Regions from separate parts of the Homo sapiens genome. Here all the other regions are linked to region 3. Evidence: chromatin contacts called from ENCODE Hi-C or POLR2A ChIA-PET data. All regions are on one chromosome and are shown on one strand. Each heading gives the region's core, a stretch centred on a gene start or an enhancer-like site at or near the end of the contact. The rest is flanking DNA. Distances are from core to core; before and after follow the strand shown. Region 1 holds the start of SEC22C (SEC22 homolog C, vesicle trafficking protein). Region 2 holds the start of NKTR (natural killer cell triggering receptor). Region 3 has its middle 24 kb from the start of TRAK1.

What was found. Hi-C counts contacts between places; a loop is a spot of excess contacts on that map. ChIA-PET counts read pairs that join two places held with the same protein, here RNA polymerase II (POLR2A). Pooled maps may share reads with other maps.
Region 1: a pooled map shows a loop between it and region 3 (2.5-fold over the local background). The contact joins the promoter of SEC22C here to the enhancer-like site in region 3. A Hi-C loop is called at or near these places in 2 of 50 pooled maps. POLR2A ChIA-PET finds 5 or more read pairs at or near these places in 4 of 52 experiments (OCI-LY7, PC-3, RWPE1 and 1 more).
Region 2: a map of B cell shows a loop between it and region 3 (7-fold over the local background). The contact joins the promoter of NKTR here to the enhancer-like site in region 3. A Hi-C loop is called at or near these places in 1 of 168 maps with a recorded cell type or tissue (B cell), 1 of 37 single-sample maps with no recorded cell type and 3 of 50 pooled maps. POLR2A ChIA-PET finds 5 or more read pairs at or near these places in 3 of 52 experiments (OCI-LY7, PC-3 and RWPE1).

Annotation. Positions count from the first base shown.
Region 1 is chr3:42,580,589-42,584,808 of GRCh38, reverse strand. SEC22C (SEC22 homolog C, vesicle trafficking protein) reads left to right here and starts at 2,842. Exons shown (of 7, transcript NM_032970.4): 1 at 2,842-2,963. It also overlaps a transcript of SS18L2 not described here. RefSeq lists enhancers at 2,427-2,556, 2,549-3,375 and a silencer at 2,757-3,086.
Region 2 is chr3:42,598,687-42,602,637 of GRCh38, reverse strand. NKTR (natural killer cell triggering receptor) reads right to left here and starts at 1,952. Exons shown (of 17, transcript NM_005385.4): 1 at 1,860-1,952; 2 at 1,574-1,654. The coding sequence starts at 1,631. It also overlaps a transcript of SEC22C not described here. RefSeq lists a silencer at 1,649-1,858.
Region 3 is chr3:42,065,296-42,069,354 of GRCh38, reverse strand. It overlaps a transcript of TRAK1 not described here. Among named protein-coding and RNA genes, the nearest start is that of TRAK1, 24 kb to the left of the region's middle. Within about 2 kb of position 2,739, at least 14 of the 41 ENCODE cell types and tissues checked have a DNase peak (open chromatin) inside an H3K27ac peak, as active enhancers do; they include B cell and OCI-LY7, where a contact is called at or near this core.

The DNA.
Region 1 (4,220 bases), core at 1,593-4,092, 520 kb before region 3:
TTGCCTTTACCAACCCTGAATCTCCTGGTTTTTCTCCTTCTTTGTGCCTGTTATGACCTACCCTCATTATCAGAGACTCATTGTGGGAGGGGACTACACAAGGGTATAAATCCCAGGAGGTGGTGAACCCTGGAGGCTATCTTAGACTGTATCACAATTCTCTTCAGTTTTCATTTTGTAATTTTTCTCTGGCTATGTAAGCCCCACTTCGATTTCCGCCCATATGATGCTGACTTTCAAAAGTCTATGTCCCGGCTAGGCGTGGTGGCTCACGCCTGTAATCCCAGCACTTAGGGAGGCCAAGGCGGGCAGATCACTTGAGGCCAGGATTTCGAGACCAAACTGGCCAATATGGTGAAACCCCCATCTCTACTAAAAATACAAAAATTAGCTGGGCGTGTTGGCAGATGCTTGTAATCCCAGCTACTTGGGAGGCTGAGGCAGAAGAATCACTTGAGCCTGGGAGGCGCAGGTTGCAGTGGGCCGAGATTGTGCCACTAAACTCCAACCTAGGCCACAGAGTGAGACTCAGCCTCAAAAAAAGTCTGTGTTCAGCCCAGACCTCTACATTGACCTGCAACCTGTATATGCACCTGCTGTGTTGACATCTGTATTAGTCAAGGTTCTCCAGAGAGAGAGAACCAATGTGATATCTATATATCTACAATATAGATCTATATCTATAGATATATGGGAGGGGATTTATTAGGGGAACTGGCTCACATAGTTATGGAGGCTGAGAAGTCCCACAATAGACCATCTACAAGCTGGAGAACCAGGGAGGCTGGTAGACTGCTTCAGTTCAAGACTACCCTGTCTTAGACTTGGCCTCAGAACCAGGGAAGCTGAATGGTGTATCTCCCAGTCCAAGGCCCAAGCCGGGAGAACCTGGGGAACCACTGGTACAAGTCTTGGAGTCCAAAGGCTCAATACTTGCTAAATGAATAAATGGACGGACTCTACTACCTAATCTCCTAGAGTTAGGAGATTAGGGGAACGGGGAATTCTGATGCCAAGGGCAGAAGAGGGGTGTCCCAACTCCAGAGTAGAGAATTTGCCTTTCCTCTGCCTTTTTGTTCTATTATGTGGTGCCTGCGCATATTAGATGAGGACAGATCTTCCTTACTCAGTCCATTGACTTAAATGCCAATATCTTCTGGGAACACCCTCATAGACATACCCAGAAGTAATGTTCCCCCAGCTACCTGAGTATCCCTTAACCTAGTCAGGTTGACATCTAAAACTAATCATCGCAAAATCCTAACCAAGTCTCAAAGGTGCCTCAAATTCAACTTGTCTAAGATGGAGCTCAAGATCAATCTTATCTCCTCTTCCAGTGTTCTCCATATCTGTGAATCCCTGCACCATCCATCCATTTATCCAAGGCTGAACAGTGGCATCATCCTTGAAGCTGCTTCATCGCCCCTTCACATCCAACTCATCACCAAGTCCTATTGATTTTGCTCCTACATTTCTCTGCAGCCTTCTTAGATCTCTTTTTCTTCACTCTCACCCTAGTCCACACTCCAGCTCCATTCTCTCTTGCCCAGATGACTGCACTGGCTCCCAGGCCAGTCCCACCATAGCTCTGTTGAGACTTCTCCATTTTGATCTGCACTTTAGCAGCCAAAGTGAGTTTTATAAAATGCAATTTTGACCAGTGTTCTATGGTCCTAAACTTTCCACTATGGTCCATAAAATCCTACATGGTCCTGCCCCTTCTATTCGCTCTAGTGGATCTCACTCCACTCCTTTATTCTCTAAACTCTGAGTTTCTTTTCTTTTTGTGGTAAAATGTACATAACCATTTTTAAGTGTGCAGATCTGTGGCATTTGGTACATTCACATTGTTGTGTGATCATCACTACTATCCATTTCCAGAACTGTTTCATCTTCTCCAGCTGAAATTCTGTACCTATTAAGCACTAACTTTCCATTTCCCCCTTTCTGGGTTTCTTTTCATCCCTCAAAGGAGCTCTGCTGCCTTCCACAGAGTTCTTATATACATGCTAATCTCTCCATCTGAAACACACTTCCTCTCCCCTTTGCCTAGTTAGCCTCCTGTGATTCCCAACACCAGCCTAGAAGCTTCTGTAAATTCTCCCAAAACCCCTGCTCCTCCCTGAAGAGCAGTTTGTATTTATACAGGTGTTTGATTGTTTGAAGGGTGCTCTCACCCTGCCTCCTCTCTTAACATAGTTTTTCGTGTCAGGAATTCCTCGCTTTGTCCACAACCCCTGGCACATAGCAGGTGCTCAATACTTGCTAAATGAATAAATGGACGGACTCTGCTACCTACCTAATCTCCTTCCAGCCAGTCATCCATCTGTGGGTGCCTCGGTCCCCAGCTTGGGGTGTGTCCCCCTGGGTCGGACTTTGGCGCCCCATCCAGGCTGGCAGTAGGTTGTGCTCTTTGGTTTGCCTATCTCGGGCCTCCCGCCCAGCCGCGCGGACCGCAGAACATACGCCCCGGGCGTTATCACTCTGTCACGCGGAGCCTCCCCGCCTCCAGACGTCAGTCCGGTTGCTACCCCGGCAGGAATCGAGCTTAGATCACGAAGGCTCCTTCTCACCTCCGGACGTGAGAATTACAGGCTTGGATCTCAAACCGCCGCGGTGAGAGCCGGGAGGTGGGAAGAAAGTTGGGAGGCGCGCGCCCCCGTCACACTCCCTCTCCGTTTGGGTCGCAGCCCTTTAAGAACCACTACGTTCGCGCCTTCGCCGGGACGGGGGCTGTGGAGGCGCGCCGGGATTGGTCGGTTTGGGTGCGGGTGTCGCTTAGCAGCAGCGAATGCGGGGTAGGGGGGAGGTGGGGTGGCTCAAGACTCGCGCACGCGCACCACGGCCTACCTGCGCCTGGGCTGCCGGTGACCTGGGCCGAGCCCTCCCGGTCGGCTAAGATTGCTGAGGAGGCGGCGGGTAGCTGGCAGGCGCCGACTTCCGAAGGCCGCCGTCCGGGCGAGGTGAGGGCTGGCGGGCGGAGGCGGGTGCCGCGGCCCGTTAGCCAAGAGCAGGCGGGTTAGGGTGTGGCGCAGGGCGGGCCCAGAGGTGGAGGCGGCCCAGGGCCCACCCGGCCCTCAGTCCCGGCCTTGACCATGGGGCTCCCCACGGGGCTTCACTGGGCTTCTTGGAGTCCTCTGTCCCCTTTCTCCCGTCAGCCTGTTCCCGGACCCCGGGGCCACCCAAGGCACGCGCCTGCAGGAACCCTGGGCTGACAGATGGGCGCCAAGGGCTTCTCCCAGTTGGAAGAGATGGGGAGTGAGAAAGGGGACGATTGTTTCTTTAACCATTCACGAAGCTCACGTCAGAGCATTGTTTAATCTGAATAGCAAACTTCCCTTAGCATGCCCGTGTTATTAGACTTTAAATATTGGATACACTGAACCAACTTTTCAGAGCACTAGGTGTAGGACGTTCCATTACAGGTTTTGTGTTCATTACAGATTTACACATGTACCTCCAGAGCCAGAAGGATAAAGCACTCGGGGAAAAATTAGGTTTGTAGAAATAAAAGCCACGGAAGACTATTGCCAGTGTGAAAAGTAATTGGTGAAATTTGTGACATGGTCAGAAAAAAATACAGCTCAGAACCAACATATAGGGTAATATTTAATTACATTTTGCAGAGAAGAGTTGATCCCACTAAAGATAATTTTAGTAAAATGAAAAATGGAAGCAACTGGAAATGGTTTAACGTTGCCAGATAGAATTAAATAAACAAATAGTGTTTCCTCTGGAAAGTACATTTTGGACAATGTTAATAGCTCTGATTTAAGTGTTTGCATTTGCAACAGAAGCCATCTTGGAGTCAGTGTTTTTTATTCTTAGAATAACTTAGAAATCAACTAAATTCAAAAAGTAACATGATCATAGAGAGGACAACCTGACTTCAAGGTAATACAGTGGATAAAGAGCAGTTGTAACAAGTGTAATCTCAGGCTCCTTCCTCTACCAACAGGTCTCTGATTAGCTTATTAGTGCTCTAAGGAGAAGAAATTATTTTAGAGAAAGGGAGTAGCTGTAATTCCCAAAGTTGGATTTGTAGAAGAAGGATGTGGTGGAAAGATCCTAGGCTTTAGAATATTTGAAGTAAGGAAGTCTGGGTTGAATCTAGCTTTACCTCTTGAGCCTTACAGCTGCAGTTTTCCCACCTATCCGGTATAGATTATGTCTACCTTATAGTTACAAGCATTTAATAACATTATCAGTGTAAAAGGTCC
Region 2 (3,951 bases), core at 703-3,202, 530 kb before region 3:
AAAAAAAAAGATCAATCAAGGCTAAAAACATTAAAAAGAGAGAGAAGGCAACCAAATTTCCAGGATTATCTCATCCCTTTGCTCGAAACCCTTTAATATCTTCCTACCTCACTGAGTCAGTCCTACAGGCCATTTCTTACTATTCTCTTTCCTCTTCTACTCCAGCCACACTGGGCACCCTGCTGTCCCTCAAACATGCAAGTACAGTCCTCCATTGTTTAATAACCAGGACGGATTCTGAGAAATGTGTAATTAGGCAATTTCGTCATTGTGTGAACATCATGGAATGTATTTAAACACACCTAGATGGTACGGCCTACTACACACCTAAGCTATATAGTCTATTTGCTCCTAGGCTACAAACCTGTACAGGATGTTACTCCACTGAATACCGTAGGCAACTTTAACACAATGAAGTATTTGTATATCTAAACACAGCTAAACATTAAAAAGTTACCAAAAAAAGGTATTATATATAAGACCATTGTTAAAGATAGAAATGTCATTTGGCGCCTGACTGTATACTACTCCTCACCTCAGGGCTGTGCTGTTTCCCTCTACCACGAATGCTCTTCTTAAATACGGCTCACTTCATCTCCTTCTGATACCTGCTTAAATCTCATCTTCTCAAAATGGCCTTGTCTGACCAACTTATTAAAATAGTATCCCAACTACAAGTCACTGTTATTTTTTTCCTAGTTGTCCGTCTTCCCCCCAATAGAATATAAACTATAAAAGGAAGAGGCCTTTGTTTTATGCGCTGCTCTATCTCCAGACCCTAGAACAGTAGCAGGCTCTCATAAGAATATGCAGAACAAGATGTTGCACAAAGACAACACATATATATATGTCTCCAATTAAAACTTTTGTCACGGATAACAAAAAAAGCTAAGAAAACAGTTTGAAACCCTGCACGCTCTGCTACTTAGAATGAAATAACTATGCTTTAGAAGGAAATGTTTCATTTAAAAAAAATACACTAACAAATGTCTGGATTCCCTAAAGACAAACATTAATGCTAAGTGCATGCATGCTGCAATTCTGCTGGTACAAAATGCTCTGGTTTATCACAAAAGATCTTCACTAAGCCATTTTCCCAGGAACCACGAAATTCTAGCTAAAGATTCTTAAGGAAAAATAGAGGCAAAATTAACATATTAGTGATATATCGTGATTAGGAAACACACAATATTTCCTACTAGTTGAAACTTCATAGCACCAAGCAAGATAACCGGAAATCGGATCGGGAGTGTCTGCCTCACGGAGACACTGGGAGAGAAAAAGTCCTCAAAGAACTGCACCTCCTTTTCTTGGCGCCAGGCTGGCTACGAGGACTCAGTCCGGAGATGCAGCGGGGTGTGTGGGGTTTGGCAGGAAGAGGCCCGGACTGCGAGTTAGGGGTGTGCCCAGGCCACCTTCCTCTCCCACTGATTTTCTCTCAAGAGAAAACGGAAAGTTGCCTGCGCCTCCTACCCGCTCCCAAAAAGGCCGGGGGAGGGTTGCTGAGGGTAGACCCCTCCCCTTCGCCAAGGCAGGCCTCGGCCCCAGCAGCGCTCCCCAGTTTCCAGCTCACCCGGCTCCCGGTTGATCTCGATGTCGAAGTGGCACTGCGGCCGGTCCTGCGCCCCCATCGCGACCGAGGTGGCGGCAAGAGCTGGGAGAGAGGGGGAGAAAAGCGGTCAGGGCAGGGGCGAGGGCGGGGGCGAGGGCAGGGGCGAGGGCGGGGCTGAGACGAAGTCCGCGCCACGGTGCCTCACGCCGGCCCGTCGCGACAGCGCAGGAGGCCAAGACGAGGCCCCCTCCCGCCCCGGGCCTCGCGGCTCCCACGCAGCGCGCACGCATGCGGGCGAGCTCTTCACCTGGCTGGCCTCCAGCCTGAGCGGGTCCCCGTGAGCAGAAGAGAAAGCACTGCCACTGCAGCCAAACCCCAACGCCGCTAACGGAACGCCGTCTCCTCCCCCAGGCCGGGCCTCCCAATGCCACGCTAAACCCCGCGAGAGTCGGGACAAATACCGCGAGAGTACAGTCTAGATGGGGGTGGTCAACCGAAGGTGGCGGCAGCGGGGGCGTACGCACGGGGGCGTACGCACGGGGGCGTGTCTGGGGAGCTCTCGAGGAGCCTCCAGCCAGCGCTCCTATACCTGCGCGTTCCCTGTTTGCCCCCCCCTTTGAAGTCAGTCGCCCAATCTGAAAGCCGTGGATGCGCCTGCGCCCTCCATCTCGTCAGGTGTGGCTGTGAGCGCCGCGCATTTTCCGATACCGCGAGACTTCTCTGTTTCCGAGCGCTGTGAAGGAACTGAGTGAATTGAGGCTTTGAGTTTTCGTTAGCCAAGACGTTGTGTTGCTCTGTGTTCTTTTTGGCCGGGAGTGGTTATGTCCGTGTCCTACTGTTAGGTCTTTTAGGCTGAAGAATGCGTTCCTTCCCGCTTTGGCACCAGCGTCACTGGCACCGTTTTTGTCCTGTGCTTACTGACCATTCTGCATCTTTTGTGAAGTTTCAGTTCCAGTCTTCTGCCCGTTTTTAAATCTGGTCCTTCGTGTTTAACAGTTCTGGATACAAATGTTTTGTTAGATATATGTATGCTCTGAATGAAAATCTTTTGTTACATAAATGATTGCGAAGTCTTTTTCCCAATCTGGGCCTGTCGTTTCATTGTTTTGACGTTTTTGGCAAAGAAGTTTTTAATTCTGATTAAGTCAATTGGTCAGTTTTATATTTTAATGGTTTGTGCTTTTCCTGTGCTAGGAAATCTCTGCCTACCTCAAGTTCTTGAAGATATTCTGTGTTCTCATATATGTTTTACATAGTCTTTAACGTGTAAGTCTATGATATGATCTAATATCATTAATTTTTGCTTATGTTGTCAAGTAAGTGTCAACATTTTCCTATTGGGATATACAGTCGTTCCATTACCGTTTGTTGAAAAGACTCTTTTTTTTTTTTTTGAGACGGAGTCTCGCTCTGTCGCCCAGGCTGGAGTGCAGTGGCGGGATCTCGGCTCACTGCAAGCTCCGCCTCCCGGGTTCACGCCATTCTCCTGCCTCAGCCTCCCAAGTAGCTGGGACTACAGGCGCCCGCCACTACGCCCGGCTAATTTTTTGTATTTTTAGTAGAGACGGGGTTTCACCGTTTTAGCCGGGATGGTCTCGATCTCCTGACCTCGTGATCCGCCCGCCTCGGCCTCCCAAAGTGCTGGGATTACAGGCGTGAGCCACCGCGCCCGGCCTGAAAAGACTCTTATACATTGAATTACCTTCGCCTTGTGACCATATATGTGTGGGTCTGTTTCTGGATTTTTGTTCCAATGATCTGTGTCTGAGTACCACACTATTTTATAAGTTTTTTTTTTAAACTATAAAATACACATTACATGGGCGGGCGTGGTGGCTCATGCCTGTAATCCCAGCACTTTGGGAGGCCGAGGCAGGCGGATCACGAGGTCAGGAGATCGAGACCATCCTGGCTAACACGGTGAAACCCTTTCTCTACTAAAAATACAAAAAATTAGCCGGGCGTGGTGGCGGTCGCCCGTAGTCCCAGCTACTCGGGAGGCTGAGGCAGAAGAATGGCGTGAACCTGGGAGGCAGAGCTTGCAGTGAGCCGAGATCGGTCCACTGCATTCCAGCCTGGGTGACAGAGCGAGACTCCGTCTCAAACAAAAAAAATCTATCTATAGATCTATAGATCTACAGATATCTAGATATCTATAGATCTATAGATATATATACACATTATGTGAAAGTTGCCATTTTAACCATTTTTAAGTGTACAGTTCGCTGGCATTAACTGTATTTCACACGGTTGTACAACCCTCAGTACCTCCCATCCGTCCACAGAACATTTTCCATCTTGCAAAACTGAAACTCTGTATTATTAAACAGTAACTCCCCATTTCCCTCTTTTCCCAAGTTCCTGGCAGCCACCCTTCTACTTTCTCTCTGTAAATTTGT
Region 3 (4,059 bases), core at 1,490-3,989:
CCACCCATAACTTTTCTTTTTTCTTTTTTTTTTTGAGACAGGGTCTTGCTGTGTCACCCAGGCTGGAGTAAAGTGACACAAGCAAGTCTCACTGCAGCCTTGACCTCCCGGGCTAAAGCAATCCTCCCACCTGTAGCTGAGACTACAGGCATGCACCACCACGCCCAGCTAATTGTGTGTGTGTGTGTATATACACAGTCAGGGTCTCACTATGTTGTTCAAACTCCTGTGCTCAAGTAATGCACCCACCTCAGCTTCCAAAGTGCTGGGATTACAGACATGAGCCACCATGCCTAGCCTCCACAACTTTTAAACAGCCTGACATGAGCACATTTCCTAACCATGACTACACAGACACAAATGCATTTCCTAAAGTACTTCCACTATAAGTTCAAATCCTGTAGGGACAGAAAGACACAGTCAGAATAGGTCACTGTATGATGTTGGCCAAGTTAAAATCAGTTAACCCCTACAACCCTCAGTTTTCTCATCTATAAAATGGGAAGCTGTTACAAGGATTAAACGAGCTAATACAATAATGTAAAGAAAAATGCACTCTAAGCATACAGTTAATGTTCAATAAATGACTGCTCTACAGTTACCACTGAGGTAATTTCCCATAAGTAGTAAGGGTTAACTTGTTGGCGAAATGGAGACCCTATTTCAATAGGTATTGTCCTACAAACAGACTATGTGCAAATTTCAAGTAGAGACGAATTATATTTCATTCCTTAAAGACTCACTTCTACCTGTTTTAGTTCACTGTTGTGTCCTCAGTGCCTGGAACACGGTAAAACTCAAAGAGTGCAAAATGAACTTAATGATTCACTCTTTATGCCCAAGGCACTGAAAATAACCAACCCAACTCTTTTCTCTTAACTACAGCTAATGGACCACATGCAGTGGCATGCCTGTAATCACAGTGCTTCGGGAGACCAAGGCTGAAGGATCATTTAAGGCCAAAAGTTCGAGACCAGCCTGGGCAACATAGTGAAACTCAGTCTCTACAAAAGATTAAAAAAGAAAAAAAGTTAGCTGGACGTGGTGGCACACCTGTAGTCCCAGCTACTTGAAAGGCTAAAGTAGAAGGATCGCTTGAGCCTAGGAGTTCAAGGCTGCAGTGAGCTATGATCACACCACTGCTGCTCTCCAGCCTGGGTGGCAGAGTAAGATCCTGTTTCTTCTTTTTTTTTTTTAGACAGAGTCTCGCTCTCTTGCCCATGCTGGAGTGCAGTGATTATGATCTTGGCTCACTGCAACCTCCGCCTCCCAGGTTCAAGGGATCTTCCGCCTCAGCCTCCCATTACAGGCACCCACCATCACGCCCGGCTAATTTTTGTACTTCTGTAGAGACGGAGTTTCACCATGTTGGCAAGGCTGGTCTCGAACTCCTGACCTCAGATGATCTGCCCGCCTCGGCCTCTCAAAGTGCTGGGATTACAGGAGTGACCCACTGCGCCTGGCCATAAGATCCTGCTTCTAAATAAATAAATACATTTTTTGAAAATTCACATGGAAAAAGGTGATTGCCAAAAAAGAAAAAAAAACTAACTACGTGATAGGCCAATTACAAACATATCAATATCAACCTATAAAGCACAATGGATATTCACTGAACCAACTGTCGCATTAGGAAATGAGAAGAAAGTGTGTGAGGGGCTTCCTGACTAACACTACAGAATGACAGTCCACCAGGATCACATTGCCGTCAACTTCTGAAATTAATCTGCAAAACTTACAAAGCCTGAAAAAAAAAAAAATCTCATCTAAGCACTAAAGGGGAACTGGAAGTTTTTGTTTTAAGGCATGTATTTTGAAAAGTTTCATTTCTATTTCCATATTAGCTTCTCAATGTGCACTGAACTACAGTGAAATCACAGCCTTGTGTTTTTGAAAACAGATTCTGCAGCTATGGAAACTGAATCTGTCACTATATTTTGACTTCACTGTAGGATCGAGTGAGAAGAAACATCTCAGCCCGGACACAGCCACTTAGCTACATATCTTGTTCTTTTTAATAAAAAATGTGCTTAACCATAATTGACAAAGTCCTTAAATACCTAATTTTCAGAACAAACTGTATCACATAAAAGTTCCTTCAGTTAACAATTCCTTCAGGCTCGTGTGAAAAAGTACTTGATTTTATTAATTCTAAATAATCCCTAGAGAGGCAAGGGGGTTTTGCTTGGTCCACAATTAAAAGTCAGATTCTAGACTTAAATCAACTTGAGTACAAAGAAGAAATTCTCTACGAAGCACTAACACACACATCTGGGAAACGACAGCTCAAATTTTATCAGCCACTTTTGATAAGTAATCCAAAGCAGACCTCAAGATTACTCAAGAAGTAGCACAAATAATTAGGAATGTGTGGTATTGAGAGAAGAAGCCAAGAGCCTCTGTATAAGAATCCCCCAGGAAACAGTGAGGTCAAGGACCAAAGACACAGAGGGGCTAAAGGGAGCACATCATCCCTCCCCCCAGCCCCTGAAAAAGGCACCCCATTAGCCTTTCTCATTGAAATTAACAGGGCCGTTACTAGGAAACGGGTCCAAACAGTCATGTACACACCAAGTGAATAAACAGTGACAGCTGGGCCTTCAGTGACCATGTCATGGGATGGCAAGATGGCCTTAGAGTGAGTGGGCTGTGATAAGCCAATGCATAAAAGTAATAGCAAGATAGGAAATGAAAACAGGAAACACACAGGCTACAAACTGCATGCATGGTAGGCAGGGAGGACTGAGCCGTGCCTAAGCTAAGGAATACTAGCTCCTCACTGGTCCTTGCTGGGCACTACTTCCAGAAGCACCAACGGCGGAAGGTCCCACTTCTGCACGGCTCATGACCTTGCTGCTTGGGGTGGGGGTGGGGGTCGATGTCCACACCCAGCCTTCCCACGCTGGGTGCTCTCTCTCTCTCTCTCTCCATGACCATCCCATTTCAGAGCAAGTGAATCCCTCCATGGACTTAGGGGTTCTAACACACTTCAGAGCTTCCCCTTCACAACTAAAACTTTTCTTTTTTTTGAGACAGAGTCTCACTCTATTGCCTAGGCTGGAGTGCAGTGGCACAATCTCAGCTCACTGTAACCTTTGCCTCCGAGAATCAAGAGATTCTCGTGCCTCAGCCTCCCAAATAGCTGGGGCTACAGGTGTGTGCCACCATGCCTGGCTAATCTTTGGAATTTTAGCAGAGACGGGGTTTTGCCATGTTGGCCAGGCCAGTCTTGAACTCCTGGCCTCAAGTGATTTGCCTGCCTCAGCCTCCCAAAATGCTGGGATCACAGGCGTGAGCCACTGGACCCAGCCTCAACTAAAACTTTAATAGGGGTTTGTTCTGTTGGAAGGGTAGAAAAGGCATTTTTGGCACAAGGAATAAGAAAACCCTTTAAAAGCTCAACATGGAGTTAGGATTCAAGAGATAGCCAGGTGTGGTGGCTCAAGCCTATAATCCCAGCACTTTGGGAGGTTGAGGCGAGTGGATCACTTGAGCCCAGGAGTTGGAGACCAGCCTGGGAAACATAGTGGAACACCATTTCTATAAAAAAATTAAGAATGAGACAGGTGTGGTGGTACACGCCTATAGTCCCAGATACTTGGGAGGCTGAGGTGAGAGGATAGCTTGGGCCCAGGAGGTCGAGGCTGTAGTGAGTCATGATGGCACTACTGCACTCCAGCCTGCACAACAAAATGAGACCCTGTTTCTTAAAAAATAAATAAAACTATTCCAGTACTTCCACAATTCTGTGGCCCAATTATGTTGGGTAAAGGCTATTCAGTTTGATATTGTCTGATTAATATCAAACTGAATAGCCTTTACGCAACATAATCACAAGCTGAGTACCCCAAATCTGAAAATTCAAAACCCAAAATGCTCCAAAATCCAAAACTTTTGAGCACTGGCATGGTGTTGAAAGGAAATACTCATTGAAGTATTTTGGATTTCAGAATTTCAAACCTGGGATGTTCAATCCGCAAGTATAATGCAAATATTCTTAATTCCAGAAGAATCTGAAATCTAAAACACTTCTGGTTCCAAGCATTTTGGCAAAGGGAT